Regions from separate parts of the Mus musculus genome. Here region 1 is linked to region 2. Evidence: chromatin contacts called from ENCODE Hi-C data. All regions are on one chromosome and are shown on one strand. The core of a region is the stretch at or near the end of the contact, and the rest is flanking DNA. Distances in the headings are between cores, read along the strand shown. Region 1 holds the start of A630019I02Rik (RIKEN cDNA A630019I02 gene). Region 2 holds the start of Homer1 (homer scaffolding protein 1).

The links. Hi-C counts contacts between places; a loop is a spot of excess contacts on that map.
Region 1: a loop to region 2 is called in a map of left cerebral cortex, with 9 times the contacts of the local background. The contact joins the promoter of A630019I02Rik here to the promoter of Homer1 in region 2. A Hi-C loop is called at or near these places in 4 of 37 maps with a recorded cell type or tissue (T-helper 1 cell and left cerebral cortex).

What each region holds. Positions count from the first base shown.
Region 1 is chr13:93,091,155-93,098,600 of GRCm38, forward strand. A630019I02Rik (RIKEN cDNA A630019I02 gene) reads left to right here and starts at 3,679. Exons shown (of 4, transcript NR_046182.1): 1 at 3,679-4,009; 2 at 4,560-4,585; 3 at 4,701-4,897; 4 at 5,379-7,446. It overlaps Cmya5 (cardiomyopathy associated 5), which reads right to left. Exons shown (of 13, transcript NM_023821.3): 2 at 1-7,275.
Region 2 is chr13:93,299,066-93,305,863 of GRCm38, forward strand. Homer1 (homer scaffolding protein 1) reads left to right here and starts at 4,692. Exons shown (of 10, transcript NM_147176.4): 1 at 4,692-6,237. The coding sequence starts at 6,233.

The DNA of each region.
Region 1 (7,446 bases), core at 2,429-4,928, 210 kb before region 2:
AGCATCTCTTCCGTGTAGTCTTTAGATGTCTGGAAAGTGTGGACTGTGGGCCTGTCTGACCATGTTTCTTGTTTCTTCACTGTATGTTCTACAGAAGTTCCTAAAACAAGAGTTTGTGGTTCTACAGCTGACGGCTGAGTTGGCGGCGTTCCTAAATGCTTTGTTTCATCAGTCATGTCTGATACCCTAGCAGCATCCTTAGATAGGGGTCTTGGCTGCACACTTCCATCTTCCGCAGCCACTGAAGCACCAAGGGACAACTCGGGCATCACGAACCGCCTCCTTTCCTCTTTGAGATCCACTCTACTCTCACCTGACTTTTCCAACTCCAGATTTCCTTCCTGAGTAAGAGAATGGCCATCCGTTTCCTCTCCATGGGGAGACTCCACACGGGAAACCTTGGTTTTCTCTACTAAAGTTTTACCTTCTTCCTGGGGATGTGGTTGGGTTTCTGCTGCCTTTCTCTCCCTAATTTCTGGGTATACCTCTGTGACTATATGTTCTGGTTTTTCAACAACTGGTGTTGGTTTAGCCAGCAAATGTGGTTGAGCCTTATCCAAAGAAACAGCTGATGCTCCAGGCACAGGCATGGCTGCAGGGGGGTATTCTTGCTTCTCTCCTTCTGAAAATACCCATTCCTGCACTTCCTTTTCTCTCCTATCCAAAGCAAGAGTCTTGCTGGGTTTTTCCATGAGCTTTTCAGTTGGAGAGATGCGCTGTTCAAGCCTCTCAGCAGCTTTTGATTCTTCCAATTTGAAAGGTCGAGATTCCGGCATCCTTTGCAACTCTCCTACTGCTTCATTTTCCCTGAGTTCCAAGGGAGCCATGATTTCTTGCTTCTCTGCCAGGCCCCTCTTCCCTGCCAAGGAAAATGATCTAGTTTCCCAGCCATCCTTCTCCTCTGTTGGACGTTCCACTTCCTCTTCACAATGTTCCAAAGAAGTGGGTTTTGGCATTTCTTGTCTAAGTCTGTCTTCACCAAGATCACTTAAACTGCCTTTTGATTCCACTGGCAGAATCATTGATGCTGGTTCCTCTGAGTTCATCCTTGTGAAGGCGGACTGGGCTGATTTGGGCTTCTGTGGCATTCTATCTACTACGTCAGATGACGAGAGCCATGTTTCCTTGTGATCACTGCTTGGCTCTTCCTTACGTGCAGAAATATTCCACATAGACGGAGAAGAGACCTCTGGCTTCTGGCGTCTTTGGCTCTCAGTAATATGAAGAGGAGCCATGTTTTGGGCTTCTTCCATACCCACTTTCTCACCCATAGGGGAACAAGGATGAATTCCAGGATGTTTGTCACCAACTGAAGTAGCTAAGCTTTCGCCCATTCCTTCTGAGAAGCCTGGCAGTTCCTTCTGCCCATAGTTTTCAGAGTTAGACTTAGGTTGCTTTAAAACGTCTTCGTTTGATAAAAATGTGAGTTTTTCTTTAAGGTCTTGACTTATGCTGGATTTAACTGAAACGCCTTTGGGCTCCTCGGCCAGTTTAACTGTGACCTCAGGTAATGAATGAACCGCTGGCTTCTCGGCTATATTAACCTCAGCAGGAACTGTACCTTTAGGCTCTATGGCAGGTACTGCTTTCTCTACAGAGGGACCTGGACGAGTTTCTAGATCTTCGTTGTCAGAGACCTTACTATCTGGAATGCTTGATCCAAACAATAAACTAGACATCCATGATTTAAAAGATGAAATGCCTTTCTTTCCCTTCTCTGCAGGAAGACCTTGCTCAGTGACGAGTGACTTCTCAGATGGCTTTTGTGTCACCTCTGGGGTCTCTGGAGGTTGAGGTGTGGCTTTTGCTTTCACAGCAGGGACAGATTTACTTTGGGTGAGTACTTCCACGTTGCCAGAGGCTAGCTTTCTCCCTTCCTCAGAATCATCTACAGCCTTTGACTGAACCCTTCTGGGTTCCTGAGATAGCTTCTCACCAGACACTGGTGCTTTGCTTGTTTCTTGGTTTCTGGTTTCAGATGTGTGATCTGTATCCAGTGGAGCAGCCCCAAGTTTCTCTGACATCAGATCAGTGCTCTCAGAGGACTCCAGCTGCCCAGTTCCTGGTTTTCTATCTTCATGCTGATTGACTAAGCCATCTGGCTTTTCCAGCATCCAGGTGTTGTCCTTTGGAGAAATGAGACTCTCTTTCACTTTTGATCCTGTAACACTGGCACGCTCAGTTGTCACAAATGGCTTGGGTTGCTCCAAATTCTCCTTCTTCTCTGCCAATTGTTTAACACCCAGCTCTGGCTTATCTGCAGAAGAGCTGCTCTCATCAGGCACCTCAACAGCTTGGCCCTCATGAAGGGTCCGTTTAGGCTCTTTTTGCTCAATGGGGAGGTCAAAAGAAGCAGTCTCTAATGGAGCTGAGGCAGGCACAGGAAGCTTCCTGTTTTCTTCTTGTTCTTTTCCTCTTCTCTGAAGCTCAGCGGGGCCCTTTTCTAAGATAGAAGGCCCTGGTTCCGTTCCGATGGGTTTTACTGGTTCTATACCTAAGGATCTATCTCTATCTCTACTATCAATGAGTTCTGACCCAGCAGTTGGTACTTCTGATAACTGTTTGTGCTTCTCAGGCTCTGGGGGGAGCTTTATAAGCTCTTGCTCTCCTGACAGGAAACTCCCCGGCACTGGAGAAGATGTCTCCTCTGCTTGCCTGTTCATCTCATGTCTGAGGGCCAGTAATGTTGGAGCTAAATCATCTGAAACTACATTTTCAGAATCAGGAGACCTTGTTATCTCCTCGTGTTTGTCATTTGGCACCGTGGGTTTGGATGTGGGTGACACTTGCAATGGAGGTGGCTCGTTGTCTTCTCTCTCTACCTCAACCCCTGAGTTGACAGGAAGTTTGGGTTCAGGCCTTAACACCTCTGAGGTAGACATGCTGGGCAAAGGCAAACCACTGCCTAACTCGCTCTTCCCTACTCCCTTTAAGCCTGGGTGTTCCACAGGGCTGGCAAGAGATGGATCTGTCAGGACTTCATCCCTGCCTAATTTAGTTGAATTTGAATCAAGCTTAGTTACTGGCACTGTGGTGGCAGAAGAGCTGGCTTCTGTGTCTTTCCCCATCTCTTCCATCAATGCTGGAAGTGCAGGTGGTGCAGGTGGACTGTGTTCTGCTCCCCTCTCTCTCCCCGATGAAGCCGCAGGAAGTTCCCTGGTTATTTTGGACTCCTGTTTCACTTCCGTTTTCACTGCAGATAAAACCTTAGGTCCAGAAATAGATGTTTCCTCTGGAGGTGAGTGTGGTTTTGCCACTTCAGGCTCATTCTTTGACAACATTCTCTGTTCTAGTTCAGAAGTCACAGTTGGAGCTAAATTGAGTTTGACATCCGCCTTTGGCTCATCTCCCAAGTCAGACAAAACTGAATATTTCATCCCAGACCCTGGAACATTTGGGAGCCGAGGCTCTGGTGTCTGATCCTGCGATTTGTGTGCTGTCGCTTCTTGAGAATCCAGCACAGCTTTTTCCCTTCCGACTCTGGGCAAAGCCATCTGTTCATCTGCACTTGTTAGAGTGAGAGGTGCTGTGGGCTCCTGCTCTGGCTTAAGCACACAGGTTGACTCGGGTGAAACTGAGGGCTGAGAGGTGGGCAAAACGGATGTGGTTTCTTCCTTTACCACTGATGAGAGTGCAGAAGAGGAAGCTGCTATTGTAACTGCTGGCAGACTACTCTTTGCATCTCTCTTCTCCCATCCACTGGTTGGTGGTGGTACCAAATCTTCAGCCTCAGGCTCCAAAGATGCCTGAGTTTTCTCCTGCTGTGCCAGGATGAGATATTCAGACACAGAGGTTGAAATTGTTGGAACATCTGACATAGTTTCTGCTTGGCCGGTCTTATCTGCCGAAGGTAGCAGGCTCAGATCTTCGAACACAGGCCTACAAGGGGAAGACTCCTCCCGCTCCTGCGATGGCTCAGAATGCTCAGGCACAGGCGTGACCACTGAGGACCCCGCCTCTTCTTCATCTGCCTCTGAGAAGTAGGGATAGTCTGGAGCAGACCTCCTAGGTAGTAATTCGTCTGGCTCGACCTTGTTTTGCTCTGTTTCTGCGATTCGGTATGGTGGGATTGACACCTGTGATGCTGAATCCGGAGAAAAGAGGTCAGCCTCTTCCGTGTCCTCATCAGACAGAACAGTCTGCTCAGAGGGGGACGTTAAGCACAGTGGAGAATCCCGCCCCAGCTCTCTCTTCTCTAGTTCCTGAGTCGGATAGGGTGAGAATGAGAATTCTGACGCAAATGCAGAATCAGGGGAAAGGGGCCCAATATTGTCCTCTTCCTGCCCTTGCTCTGATAGACCTGTGGGTGAGGAGGCACCCTTTAGAAGCAGAGGAGATGTGTGGCCAAGCTCTGGTGTGGAAGAGAATGAGCCCCGCTGCTGGTCTCTGCTCCCTTCTTCTGATTGGACCACTTGTTCGGATGAGATGGCCCAGGGAGGTGGGGCATGGCTTTCAGAAAGCAGCTCAGTGGTTTGTGGGGGGAGAGCGCATTCCACTGCAGAGACCTCATTGGATGAAGATAGCCCAACTCCAATGGCTTCCTTTTCTTCTTCTAACAGGGTTGCAGGATCAGAAAGGCCTCTTGGTTTGAATTGGGGCATGTCATCTATTGTTTTTTGGGGGGATTCCCGTGTTGCATTTTGTGAAACCGAGGGTTTAAATGGCAGCTTTGAATCTGATGCGAAACTTCCACTTCCTAGACTCTCATCTTCCGATAGAACTGCCTGGCTCAGTGCTGCTGGGGGAAGTAGCCCAATATCTTCTTTCTCATCTTCTGCCTGAATGATGGGCTCAGAAACACGTTGGGACTTTAATGGGAGCTTGTGGTCACCTGTTTTCAACAGCAACTCTTGCGCATGTGCTGGAACAGAATACTCAGCCGCAGATTCAGATTCTGGTGAGTGACACACGCTCTCTGAGGCCTCATCTCCAGACAGGACTGGTGAAACTGTTGAAAAGAGTGGGGACTGGATGGCAGATGTCTTCTCAGTGGTGGATGGAGAAAGAGACTGCTCAGATACAGAGGTCATAGCTGGGGAATAAGACTCACGTTCCTCGTCGTCCTCTGAAAAGACTGCAGGTTCATTGCTAGATTTCACATCAGATACAGAAACTGCCTCTACTTCCAGCTTCTCTGGTGTATGGTTCAAATCCTGTAGGACTGAATACTCAGATACAAAAGCAGAATCGGTAGAAACAGACTCGTTTTCTTCTCTTTCTTCCTCGGACAAAGTGATACGTTCAGGTGTGAATGTCATCTGTGTTGGTAGAATGGGCTCTTTTCTGTGCTCTACTTCAGGGGACAAAGGCGATGGGGAAGTCTCCTTAGAAGCTAAAGGACTTTCCGGGTAATCAAGTTCTATGATCTCTTCTTCTAGACTAGAATCTTCGGGTTCAGTGGTATCCGTGATTGGCGTAGAAGTTTCCACTCCCCTCTCTAGTTGTGCCTTTCTAAGAACCATGGGTTCAGGCGCATGCTCCTCCTCTCTGTGGACTATGGACTCAGGCTCAGGCACATGCTCCTCCTCTCTGTGAACTATGGGCTCAGGTGCATGCCCCTCATCTCTGTGGACTATGGGCTCAGGCACATGCTCCTCCTCTCTGTGGACTATGGGCTCCGGTGCATGCCCCTCATCTCTGTGGACTATGGGCTCAGGCGCATGCTCCTCCCCTCTGTGGACTATGGACTCAAGCTCAGGCACATGCTCCTCCTCTCTGTGGACTATGGGCACAGGCCCAGGCGCATGCTCCTCCTCTCTGTGGACTATGGACTCAGGCTCAGGCGCATGCTCCTCCTCTCTTTGAACTATGGACTCAGGCGCATGCTCCTCCTCTCTGTGGACTATGGATTCAGGCGCATGCTCCTCCTCTCTGTGGACTATGGGCTCAGGCGCATGCTCCTCCTCTCTGTGGACTATGGGCTCAGGCGCATGCTCCTCCTCTCTGTGGACTATGGGCTCAGGCGCATGCTCCTCCTCTCTGTGGACTATGGGCTCAGATGAGGTCACGTATTCAGACGCTTGTTCTGTTTTTTCTGTTGAAATCGGCTCTAGCCCTTCCATGTCTGGCTCAAACTTTTCTTGGATGGCTGGCGCTGGTCTTGGTGGTCCTGTCTCTAAAGACTCCTTCTCTGCCTCCCATGGCATGGAATGGTTGACAGAAACCAAGCCTTCCTGTTGCACATCATCGGCTGAGCCTGTCAAGACTGAAGCATCATCCTCTGAACTTTCCTTTCCTTGTGCATTCTGTTCCAGTTCTTCCTTTGCTCTTTCAAGGACCATGGTTGCTGGAATGCTTGGTGGCTCCATTCTGTGGGTCTTTGATTCATCAGCTGGCTGTTGTGGCATCATTTGTGGAAGGCTGAGATTTTCTTCTTGATCAGCTGTATCATTTCTGGCACTGGAGGGAAATGCGTGTTCTGTTGAAGATGGAACATTTAAATTGGAATCGGCATACGTTTTCTTTTGCTCTTCGTGACTAAACAATGAGGTCCTGGACCCTTTGGAGAGGGCACCTCTCCAGGGTGGAGCAAGCTCTCTTACTTTGTCTTCTTCTGGGCTCTGGGCTAATTTCCTTTGGGGAACTATATTAGAACCACCATTGCTCAAATCCGGCTCTAGACTAATAGATGAATCTTTTCCTCTCCTGTAATGTATTTCCTTAATTACATAACCTTTTGGCAACGTCCCATAAAATTGTAGAGGAATTAACTCTTCTTTAACTGAATTGAACATCTTTATTTTGTATTGTACCGTTCCTATGTAGACTGGCTTCAACACTAATGGTTTGTGCTCTTTGTAGATAGCCCCAGTGATGGGAGGCGTATTTGATGCAGTCTTCTTCCTTCTTGTTTTATCATAAGTGCCAATAGATGACTTTTCATTCTCAATATTGAGCACAGGGCTTTCTGAAATTGAAGGACCATCTTCTTGGTTTGTCAGAACATCTTGTGATTCCAGAGAATTCCTTTTTTTGCTGCCTTTCCGACGCAGTGACGGTGAGCCACGCTTGGACTTCTGAGTTCTTTTCCGTGTCCTTTTAACTTCATCCATAATAAAGGAAACACTTCCTGGAGGAGAAGTCAGAGCTGACCCTTCCAAACTACATATTCCCGAGGTCTGACTTTCTCCTGAAGCCCAAGGAGTGGAAGATCTGCTTGAGTTGGTCTCCCAGGTTATCCCACTGTCTTCACGTTGAACTGCCACCATGGAAAAGGAAGGGTCAGAGACGATACACTCCTGCTTGGTCTTGCCCTCCTCATCCTCATCTGATAACCTATGGTGAACAATACCAGTAATTATATATTATAGTAATAAATAAAATTAATATTAATTATTAGAACAAGTAAATGTAAAATATAGAAGTCAGTACTCACATCCACCTCAAATGTGGGGTGAATATAAAATAAAGTTTAAAAAGTTAAAATCCAGATATCAGTGCAGTAAG
Region 2 (6,798 bases), core at 3,442-5,941:
CTTTTTGCTTTCCATAAACTGTGAGCACCAAATCTTACAATAAATCTGTCATCTGTCTCTCATCTGTCTGTCTGTCTGTGTGTATATGTCATAGTGGTCTGCTTCTGTAGAGAACACTAATTCTAATGTAACCTTTAGAGCCATTATGATCTGAACCAGATTAAAATACATAAAAGCCTCATAAATAACTCATGAAACGTTACAGCTAAAACCTTCCAATGCTGAGGCTTTTTTCCGACCGCTTATACTGGAGAGAAATTTAACAGACTTTAGGTATTGTTTCTGTCAGCTCCAGGCATGTCCGAGACGTTACCAATTATGCGCAGCTTCAGCCTCATTTCTCTGGAAAGAAGGCAATTTCCTTTTACAAGCTTGCCTGTCCTGAATGCCTTGGGTGCTGTTTTTATACTTGCTGGCACCAAGAGTCACAAAATGAGGTAGCTCATCTAAAATATTTTCCTCATGGTTGTTCTGTTTCCCCATTCAGGAAAAAGATTATTGGTTACTATGGCAATCAGCTTCCGCAGCATTCCATTCTAAGGAACCACACAGGTGCAGCTTTACCCCCATTCTTTCCTGTAGTTCTCTGAGGACTGCCTGCTTTCCCAGCCCGTTCTCTGTGACTGCTGCTTGAAATGCCAACAAAACAAAGTTAAGCCAGATAATTTTTGAAAGGTACTATATCCCCCGAACGTTAAAAAATACAAATAGACTGCACATTGATTTCCTGATTGGAGGATTATTATTATTACTATTATTATCATCCCTCTAGTCTATTCAGGCCCTCGACAGGACCTGACTGGAAACCTTCCGGAGTTTTCCTTTAGAAGCCTAGGACTGTATTTTACTTTTCTAACAATACTTGGAATATCAGCAATGAGATTACAATAAAAACCAAAGCAGGAGAGTGCCATGACGTCATTTCTCATGTTCTATAGCCGTTTTCCTGTGGATAACTCTTCAATATCTCTTCCTCTACAACTCACAAACGATTCTGTTTAAGAGGAAAAAAAGTATCATGTATGGATGTTCTCAGATGAGGAAATCTGTCTGGAAGACTTAGACTTGAGAAGCCAAACACCTACATTCCCACTCTTGAGATTGTGTTTTTCCTTTTTAATTGAAATTCATTTGAAAAGACTTTTCTGCCACCTCATTTCTGCTGAGATGAAGACTGTAATAATAATGAAAGATGCCTTTATCCAAGCCAACTCAAGTAAATGATGGCCTGTGTGTGCTAAACCTTAGAGCATGTGCAATGAGATTTTTAGCACCCACTAGAAATTGTTTTCTACGGTTTCATTCTTTTCTTATTACTTTTAGTCTTCGCTGGTTATTTAGTTTCTTATACATTTTTTTTTGTCATAAGCTTGTGGGATTTCTATTGCAGGGGAGCTATCTATCCAGTATTTCTGCTTATGACTTTATTTGAAGTGACAGTGGCATTATCTAATGTAAGTCAATTAAAAATAAAACCTGGCTTTAACTCTCTTTTCTGCATTTTTTTTCTAGCTCATGAATGACTTTTCATTGAAAAAGACCCATTTCATGACACATCTATGAACATCCATTGGAGACTACCATCTCCTGCTAAGGGCATGGAAATAAACCCAAAACTGAAACAGATGTCTTCGCCCACAGATTCTAAAATCAGAGGGTATTCATAAACCGCCCCATAAATTTGAGAGCATACTGGAAAAGAGGAACTGTTAAAAACTGAAATGCTGCTGAAGTTCTTTCTTCCTCTTCCGGTGAGAGAAATCCACTCCTTTCTAGGAAGTTCAGTACTTTAAAACAACAGAAGGAAATTAGAGTTGGAATTTATGGTATGACAGCTCATTTTAGCAGAAAAGATATCTATTGATGGATAAAAAGCCATATAATGGTTCTCCGACTCCTGTCGGAAGTGTACTAGAAATGTTTCAAAGTAGGGTAATAGGAAGGGCATTTATTTTCCCTAGGACATCTCTCATATTATGTTTCTAGGTTTTACTTAAACCTTTGGCAACACAGCTACTTCCTGATATGTGAATCCCACACAAATGGGGAAAGAATAAAACTTGGCCAATTGTTGCTAGAATAAGATGCTGAAATGACCACTTAGGCTTTGAGTAATTACATCACAGTGAACAGTCAGATGTATGTACAAAAAGTTGCTCTTTCAGCTGGCAAGAGGCAGCTGAGAAGACACCACACCCTGTGACAAACAGAAACCGAGCAAAGGACTTTAAAGAAACTCTAAAGGCACCGAAGCAGCTCACAGACTGTCTTGGCAGGTGGGTAAAAATCAGTTTGATAAAGAACACAAATGGGAGGAGGCTACAATCATAGGCTTGAATGTGTTTGAAAATGGTCACATAAGTGTTAGTTAACACAGTAAGAAAGACCCAGAAATAGAGAATAAGGGTAGGTGAGTAGTTTTTTAAAGTTTTTCTTTTTTTCATTTTAGAGAGTAATAACACATTGCATTTGTACTTTGCAAGGATCATAAGATGACATTATTTGAAAAATAACAGTGTCATTGTTTTTGTATTTTATATTTAAGTAAAAATTTGTCTGAAATATAACTTAGTATCAGTTCTATCAGTACAATGGTATATTAGCCGATTTGGAAAGCAGATATTTGCTTTTCATTAATCTTCCATTACAACACTAAAACAAAACCAGACCCTGAGTTACCACTCAGGTGTGAAGACCAGAGTTTAGATCCCTACCATCCACATAAGCCCTGAGTGGGGTTGGCTGTCCACCTGTAGCTCCTGCACTGGGAAGGCAGAGACTGGATGTGAGCCCTGAGTGGGGTGGCCATCCACCTCTATCTCCTGTACTAGGAAGCCAGAGACTGGATGCCCAGAGTAAGCTGGTCAGTTGGATTAGCCCTCCTGATAAGATGAGTTTGGTTGAGAGAGAGAGAGAGAGAGAGACCCTCCCTCCATCCATCAATAAGGTGGACAGCAATCAAGGAAGACTCCTCACGTTAAACCTGATTTCCATTCTATCGTGTACACATGTTCCAGCACATGCACACACACATGCATACACACATGTGGGAAAAAAAAGGAAAAAAAAAACTCCTCTCAGTCTTTTTAATATTTCAAATTTAAAGCAAGATCATAACTTTATAATGTTCAGGTAAATGATCAGGCAGTCTGATTAGTTATAAATTAGCCCTAACACTTTGCCAAACTCAAGCAAGAAAATGTCAATGGAAAAAAAAAGCAAAATTGTTGTTCCTTAATTAAAAAAATCATGTGTTAACATTAAAAACATGTATTAAAAACCACATATAGCAGGCAAGCAAGGGACATTCTTGTAACTGCATTGCTTAGGAGGGATTAGGGAAGAGAGCCCAGGTGTTCAAGATCTTAATCAAACAAGGCAAAACAAAACCCACCACTCCTGGCATGATCTATAGAATTTTAGCTGACTTTCTTTTGAACTGCATTGGCATTGATGTACTATTCTTCTAAGGACAATTTAATGATTTTGTAATAATATCATGTCCTGGATTTCTCGGGTCACTTCAGGTTTTGAATGAAGTGAGTTTCATGTTTCATGTCAAATGAGTTTAGTTTGTAAAATGTGGTCACTGACTCTTTGGAGTAACTGAAGTACTAATGGCCTTTAGCAGGGTGCAGCACTTCTATTTCTGAACCACAATTGTCAAGTTAAATGGAATAAAAGCAAAACTCATTCTGTGAGTCTAACCAATAAAAGGCCCTTAACAACACAGGGCCATTTTAAAACTTCATGACTTTAAAAACACAATTTCACATATGCAGCTATAAATTTATAGACGGCTAGTCATCCTTGCCACATTAAAAAAAATGAAAATATACTCGAGAGCTATTGTGCTTACAAGATTCAAAATAATCAGGAACCCAAACGTATGTTTGTGTTAATAAAGTAGGACTTTGTTTCCAGACTGTAATTCATATCCTTGGTAAGTCAGACCTAAGGTGATTCGTTGGCACTTGCGATGCTGTAGAAGGGTAATTATCTGAGGGAACTAAGTTTACTTTAATGAATTTGACTCATTATGCCTTGCAGAACCATGGCTATGCAGCGAACTGCAACATTTAGAACATTTGGAAATCTCATTCTGCTTTAATTACTATCCTTTGTAACAAGAGGTTTGCTCCTAACTCTACTCTTTTTTTTTTTTTTTTTTTTTTTTTTTAAGTTAAAACGCACGCCTTTAGGAGGGGAGAAAGCTTAAAAGTTGACTATGTTCAGAATGGTATTTAGGATTCCTAAAATTAACGGTGGTTTTCCCCGAGTCTACCAGCAGTGATCACTCTCCCTCCCACGATTCCCTGCAGGTTGGGATGTGAACAGCCCGGGGATGCTGCTGCAAACCCAGTGGGAGAGGGAGACAGGACTTTACCGGCGACACTTCGGCACTGTTGCTATGAGTGATTCATTCGCATATGGCACATTTGTGCCAAGGAAACCTCCTCCCGCCGCTTCCTTCTCCGAGCTCTCCTCAGACTGTCTCCGGCGCCTTGGCCTTTAAGGAGAAGCGAGAGAACCGGGAGCAGGTGGGCCCGGAGCAGCTCGCTCAGCCCGCCTCCCCCAGCTCTTTCCCTAATTTAGCAGTACTTCCGGCCGCGTGACATCATCCCCCGCACAAGCTGACGTGAGCGGAGGGTGACGTATGTGCGGAGAGGAGCGCGCTGACGTTGCTATTTAAAGGTCCTTCTGCGGGGAGGATGGAGACACAGCGCGAGCACCCGGCGTGCGGAGCGGACGAGGCCGTGGCGGCCCAGAGCCAGCGCAGGAGCCGAGCGCACTGCCCGTCCGCCGCCGGCCGCTAGGGGAGGGGAAGGAAAAAGGGACGGACCGACGGACCGGCCAGCTCATCCCCTCCGGTGTTGTTCCTCAGCGCCCCGGTCCGAGCCCGGGCCCCGCCTCCGCCGCGCCCCACCTCCTCCGCCGGCCTGCGGCGGCGGCAGCGCTCCGCCCCTCGAGCCGGGAGGGCCGCGCTCTCCGCCCCGCCCCGCCCCGCCCCGCCCCCTCTCCTGCTCCGCTGCCGTGCTCGTCTCACGCCGGCGGCGCGGACCGGGAAGCGGCGCCCTCGGCTGCGCTCGGTTCGGAGCCCGCTCCGTGGAGTCAGAGGCAGCGACGGGCGCCAGGCCGCCCGGGCCGACGGAGTCAGCCGCTGAGGGGAGTGTAAGGAGGCAGCGGCAGCCCCGGGAATGTGAGGCGGCGCGGAGCGGGAGAGACGAGCCGGGGTGGGGGCACGAGCCGCGGCTGCCGTGCCTCGGACGAGCCGCCAGCCTCTCGCCTCAGCGCGCGGCCGCCGGGAGCTTGGGGGCTGGGTGCAGGGGACCGCGCGGGGTTGGGTTCTCTGATTCATTCATTCTCCGCCGTCGGGAGCCCGAGGCCGCGGGTGCTGCGAGGAGAGGCGGGAAGAGGGGGCGGCCGCGAGCGGGGCTCCATTGTGCTCGGCGGGGGCCGGGAAGCCAAAGGAGGTGGGCTCGGGCCCCTGCGCTGCTCCCCGGCGGCTGCGCCCCCAGCTAGCTGCCAGCCTGGAAATGGCTCCGCTGCTGCTCCTCGGGAAAACGAATCGATCCTTCCCAGCCTTCTCTGCCTGCTCTCCACCTCCTCTCTGCTCCGAGTCTTAGGAGGACGAACATTCAAAGGACAGATTCCAATGTGGTGTGCCGTGCACATCGGGAGCGGCTGGGGTTTGCACTTCGAGATTTCTTCTATATAATTTTTTTTTTTAAACGTAAGGGAGGCAGTAGCATTGCTGCCTGTAGGATTTTTATTCAAGTGCACGTCGCGTTGGGTTGCACGCTCCACCCCCAGGGACCTGGTGTGGTGAAATTTGAACCCACCGCCTTAGCCCAAAAAGGCCGAGTAACCTGGCTGCCTGAGTGTCGTGGAAGACGTGAGCGAAATGACCAGCGAACTCATTTTTTATCAGACTTGCTGAAGCTGGCTTTTGCGTTTTTTCTACACGTACGCTTAATTTTGTGGAATAGTTAAGTGCTATATTCTCCGCGCAACCTTTTCAAATTCCAAATGTTTGAACATTTTGGTGTCAGCGCGAGTGAAATCATTTTACCGACAAGAACTAACTGAATTGTCTGCCTTGTTGAGTTGCCTCCGGAAAAGATCTCGGGGGTGGAAAAGCAACTGCAAAATAACAGACGGAGAAAATTCCTTGGAAGTTATTTCTGTAGCATAAGAGCAGAAACTTCAGAGCAAGTTTTCATTGGGCAAAATGGGGTAAGGATTTTGTGCTTATCACAGCTTTAAATCTGCTTATGCTTGTGTGGAGTTGAACGGTGGTGGTGACCATATTTTTAAATCCGATCCCTTGCAAAACGGGTACTACTTTAAATTAGAGATTTTATTTGCATTATTGTAGAGCGACACCAGAGGTCCTAATTAGAATGTGTAATGTTTGTAACTCAGTTATAGTTTTATTAATTATATATATATAAAGACAGTGCACTAGTCTACCCTGTACCTCTTAATTGATCAAACTGCTATATAGGTTACTAAAATTTTGCCATCTTAGGTTTGGTTGACGGTGTTGTTCAAAGAGAAGAGCTGCATTCTTCCAGTACTTTGTAGAAATAATCAGCTGTTACAAAGAGAGAATTGTAATGAGTAGTTAGACTCCAGTCCTTGAAACTGACCCTTTGTAAGTTGGTGCCCTGGCAGTGCCCTCTGTTTTATCCTTGAACATCCGAAACCAAATGTACAGCTTGGTTTATTGGGCATTAAACGAAAATCGCAGTGTTTCGATGTCCACGGTGTGGGTGCTGGAGAGACAAAGCTGTT